2 separate regions of the Mus musculus genome follow, and region 2 is linked to region 1. The links are chromatin loops, found by intact Hi-C in ENCODE. Cell type or tissue: left cerebral cortex. All regions are shown on one strand.

What was found. A loop is a pair of places that touch in the nucleus more often than their neighbours do. Peaks named below come from ENCODE experiments on the same cell type or tissue, not always from the same donor. Only the 100,000 strongest peaks of a DNase experiment are listed, where the experiment ranks them.
Region 2: a loop joins it to region 1, with 2.3 times the contacts of the local background. A loop is called at or near these places in 1 of 42 quality-filtered maps.

The regions. Positions count from the first base shown.
Region 1 is chrX:7,946,893-7,949,392 of GRCm38, forward strand. It overlaps Hdac6 (histone deacetylase 6), which reads right to left and starts at 997. Exons shown (of 29, transcript NM_001130416.1): 1 at 758-997; 2 at 233-352; 3 at 11-139. The coding sequence starts at 322. Gm39488 (a long non-coding RNA gene) reads left to right here and starts at 1,253. Exons shown (of 4, transcript XR_878039.3): 1 at 1,253-1,715. In left cerebral cortex, no CTCF peak of the experiment used is centred here; a DNase peak (open chromatin) is centred at 1,132; H3K4me3 peaks cover 1,676 bases; H3K27ac peaks cover 468 bases.
Region 2 is chrX:8,088,308-8,090,807 of GRCm38, forward strand. Was (Wiskott-Aldrich syndrome) reads right to left here and starts at 2,184. Exons shown (of 12, transcript NM_009515.2): 1 at 1,984-2,184; 2 at 1,537-1,677; 3 at 949-1,035; 4 at 729-831; 5 at 567-608; 6 at 417-470. The coding sequence starts at 2,121. In left cerebral cortex, no CTCF peak of the experiment used is centred here; DNase peaks (open chromatin) are centred at 1,006 and 2,198.

The DNA.
Region 1 (2,500 bases):
TCTCTCTCACCAGCCCTTGAAGCCCCACAACTAGGTCCTCTTCAGCTGGTTGGCTCAGCTTCTTCATTTTGCCTTTCTTCTTTACCTCCGCTAGATTGGGGCTGGAGTGGGGTACAGCACACTTCTTTCCACCACGCTTCTGCCAATCAGACAGAAAAATCAGAGTCTGGACATGGCTGGCTGGCTTCACCCTCCACCCCCCCCCCCCATCAGGGCAGGTCTGGGGCCTCACCAAGGTGGCGCTGGATTCCTGAAGGGGTGACTGGGGATTGTGCCTACTCTTTCGCTGTCTAGTAGAAGAATCTTGGCCGGTGGAGGTCATGGCTGAAGAGCCTCAGCTCCTGGAAAGGCTCTAGCAAAGGTGTAGTTGGTGAGGCAGCTGGAGTGTCCAGAGGACCCCACATCCCTGTCCCTTCCTCGGCCCCGCCCCCTAGTCTAGATCGCAGCCTTCACCGGGTCCATTCCCGAGCCTTCTAAACCGCCCCCACCCCCCAGGCCATCTTCTGCTAGAGGAAACCTGGTCCTGTCCGGTCCCCCTGGACCTCGCTGCTTTTATCCGATTCTCTTTCCTCATTTTGCCTATTCACTAAACGAGGTAACCCCAGGCTCAATCAGGCTCTTCTTAGGCCTGCCCTACCCAATCACCGCCCCCCCCCCATCCACTTCCCACATCCTTTCATACCTCTAATCTGCGCCCGGAACGCTTGGCTTCTGCAACCTGCCCGCTTCAGCCTATTTCCCCAGAAAAATCACCCACCTTTCTAGTCCGCCAGACCGGGCTGCCGCGGCCTCGGCAGCACCTTTAAAGACTCACTCAACTCCACCTCCTGCAGGGCCGAACCAGCGCCTTCCACTCGCGCAGATCTCGCCCCGAGCTTTCCCCGTGCCCCGCTGCTCCGAGGACTGCCCCTTTCGATCAGAATCCTTCAGACCCCACCCCCTTCCCAGACGCCTACCGTTTAACCAGGCTCCCTCAGCCCCTTCCAAGCCTCCGCCCATCTCCCGCCCAGCCACCGACGCTGGCCAATCCTTCCGTCCCTACTCACTGAGCTCTGCCTCCTTTTCAAACTCCGCCCTAGGCTCACGCCGCCAAATTCCCGGCGACCTGTGTGGCCCCGGGCACCTGATCCCTTCTTTTCCATTGGGCTGAGCTTTTTCATTTGCCCGCCCACGTCCAGCCCCCAACATGGATTCAGTCCGCCCACAACGCTTCAGGCGCAAACCACACCTCTCGCGAGCTTGGCCATGGAAACTGATCATACTGCGCCTGCGTGGGGTGCTACTCCCTAGTTCGAGACCCGGATCTGCCCCTAGCGCTACCACCCCTCCCCACACACACGCACGCACACCCCACCCCCGCATTCGCCGCTGCGGTCGTTCTGACTGGCTATGGCTGCCAGTCTCAAGTCCAGGCTAGTCATCCTAGGAGACCTACGGATCCACATCAGTTGTGTTGTGCAGTGATTCGAGAACAAATCAAAGAAGCTAGATTCCCGAGCTGCTTTTGGCGTTGACGTAACTCGCGCCTGCGGGTGACTAGTTGGAGATAAACGCTAATAATAGACTTTGGCTGGTGGCAGCCAAAATGAGCGTGATAGTAAATGCTGATAAGTTTCTGAGCTGGTGGCCACTGCGATGGTATTCAAGAAGCATCCCCAAATGTTAGCTATTAATGTTCTGCAGCGGAAATGGGGACTGGAAGGAGTCTCTACGAGGTGAGGCAGGGGTGGGGCTGCTCACTATGTCAGAAAGCCCGACTTTCGTGAGGTAGTTTGCATTGTAAAGCTGCTCTGTAGACTACACACACGGGGACTTAGATTTAGATCTTGGACAGGTCACAGTTCTGTCCTGTTTCCTTACCTGGAAAATTGAGATGCTAGTACCAAGGCCAGAATGGACTTTCGAAGGACAGTGTCTCCTGAATGGGAGCTCAGCCTACCTGTCCCCCTCCACCGAGTCATCAAACTTACAGCATGTGGTGGACCGAGGAAGGAAAATTGTCCCTGTGACTCTTTGAGATGGCCATCCCTTCTAAGTATAAATCCCACAGGTGGCCGAGTTGTCCTGATCTCCCCATGTCAAGGACATCGTTTCCTAAGGACCTGTTGGCAGAGACCAGAAAGAATCCATCTGGAGTTCTGCATCACTGACTAGCAAATAGATTGACAGTTCCATACTCCAGCAGCCAGACCCTCTGAACCTCTTGCAAATGCCAGTTTCAGTCCTCCATGTTCTCAGCACAGAACATGTTCTCAGCACGGGCTATCTAAATCTACACACACTAAAGAAAATAATAATAATACCTAAAAACATTCTAGGATGGTGATGCCCGCCAGCCGAACAATAGAGACGGTTCCTGCACAACGGGGCTCAGTAAACCTTATAAAAGCTAAGATTGCAAATAGCTTAGGCTTTGCATCCACATCTAATCTTTATGATACACTTCCTTTCTTTTAAAAATGACCTTGCTTTCATGTCCAGGCTGCTTAGAACTTCTGGC
Region 2 (2,500 bases), 140 kb after region 1:
GCACATGTGTGGAGGTCAGAGGACAACTTTGTGGAATTGTTTCTTTCCTATCTTTATGTGGATTCTGGGGCTAGAACGATGGTGTCTAGGCTTGGTGGCAAGCGCTGTTCCATCTCAGCGGCCCTCTTTGTCCACTGTTCATCTGTTTACATGCCCATTCATGAATTCTCTGAACCACCTATTCATTACTTAAATGCAAGTAAGTTTTCATCCATTTACCCAAATACTCATGTACCTATTTATCTATAAGCCATCATCAGTCCATCTCCCAATTTAGCCATGTCTGCCACCAATCTATCACCGTGCTCATCTGTCCACCCACCATCCACCTCTTTATGAATTTACAGACAGACTCAAGTACTCATTCATCTACTAACCCCCACCATCTCTCCAGTGATGTGAGAATTGCCACTTACCCCCATGATCTCCACCCGGGTGTGGGGGCACAGGTGGGAGCCCTCCTCTTCTCTCTGGAAAAATGGAATGAGTTCAGATCTGCCCTAATCTTGCTCCCCCACATCTCTGGGTTAGTTCTTCATAACCTTTATTTGAACGAGAGGACTCACCCTCATTGATTGGTGCTGGTGGTGGTGGTAGCTGGCGTCTTTCTGTGGTTAAATAGGGTGGACTGAGAGCCAAAACCATGAGAGGGGCTTTTCCAGCCTCACACCCGTGCACTCACCTCTGTCTAACCTACCTCCCCCCAATTCCCACCAAGGCCTCCTTACCTCCGCTTTGCCTCTGATTCCTTTTTTGTATCTTCTCCTGCACCAAGGCCCGGAAGGCCTGGGCTTCACTCTCATCCGCAAAGTTCAGTCCTACTTGACAGTCCTATACATGCCTTGGGGTCAGCAAACTTCTAGTACGCCCCCCACATCCCCGGGACTTTCTCATCTCCTCCCCATCCCCCCCAACTGCAGCGCAAGGATGCACAAGCTGCTCACTTACATCTCCAGCAAAAGTGTGGAAGAACGGGGTGGGAGTGAGATAAACCAGCTGAGAGTACAGCTCCTGTTCCCAGAGTAGCCGACCAGCCTGGAAAGTGGGGGGAGGTGCATGCTGAAATCCAGGCATCTTGGGTGGCAGACCACTGGAGCATGGTGTCCAGGTTTGGTGTCCCGGGGTTTTATTTAAAGCTCTTCAGCTTCAGCTCACTATCAGAGTTTGGGTTCTAGGTGTCTGAGAGTCAGACACCGATATGAGAGATATGGGTTTGGGAGCCAAAGCCTATATGTAGGAGTTGAAGGCTCCACGTTGTGAATTTAAGATTCCAGTTCTAAGAGTATTCAACATGATTTAGAACATATTTGAGGCTGAGGCTCAGGTATTTGTGGAGCAGATCTAAGTCTTGATATAAACCTTCTGAGGTCCGTCTTCTTAGACTCAGAATGAGAAAAACACAACTTGGGATCTGTATTGGTCTTTGGTTCTGGAGCTCAGGGGGTCACTGATATGAGTGAAGGCTTGGAGCTGTGGACAAAAACTGGTTTTGTAAGTTGGGAACTAGCTTTCCTGTCCAGTGGGGCATGGGGTCACCTGTAGGCCATAAAGGCGGATGAAGTAGGACTTCTGAGGGTTATCCTTCACGAAGCACACAGCCCCGCAGTGTTCCATGGTCCAGTGCTCAGCTCCAGGGGGCAGTGCCAGGTAGAGCTGAACAACTGTGGTAGCCAGTGTCTAGGAGGGGAGAGCAGGGGTCAGTGCAGTGTGCTCATGGGTCACCAGGCCTGGTCCTTGCCTGCCTGTGGCTTTCATGAGCTTGGGGAAAGAGCTGTAGCCAGGAGGAAGGGGAGTAGACATCAAGATAATGGGGAGTGAGTGAATCTGAGGAGAGGAGATGGGGAGAAGGGGGATACAGGGATGATGGGAACAAGGAGAAGGGAAATATGGGTAAGAGGAGGAAGCAGAACGGGGAAGAAGAAGTAGAGAGGAAGAAGAGGAGAGGGAGGGAGACTGGGAGGACCAGGAGATCTCCCAACTCACCCAGCATTTTCGGCCAAGAAGCTCAAAGAGTCTCTGGTTTTCATGGTCCTGGAGGAGGTTGGAAGGAATGTTCTGCTGAACGGCTGGTCCCCCTCGGCCCCCAGGCCTGCCTCCTACAGGGCCAGGGCCACTATTCATGCTGCCTTCTGCCTTAGTCCTCTCCAGCTAAGCTCTGGGTGCAGGGTAAGAAGAGGAACTTCCGCAGTGAGCAGGGGAACAGGAAGTACAATAAACCACAAGGGAAATAAGTCCTCCAGGGCCCCCCAGAGGGCCTGTTCTCCTCTCTAGGACAGGCATGGGCCCTCCTCCATTTGCGTGGCTAGATCCAAGTTTGTAATGAGCTCAGGGCATCTTCCTTTCTTCTTTCTTCCCAACGTCCTCTCCCTTTTTGTGCGGGGCCATTTCCTTCTGACAGGCTTAGATCAGCCTTGCTCTAGTCGGACACTGAGGGAGAGCTACGCCATCTGCAGAGCTTCTCCTTCAGGGTAGCTACGCAGAGAGTAGTCACAAGTCTGTG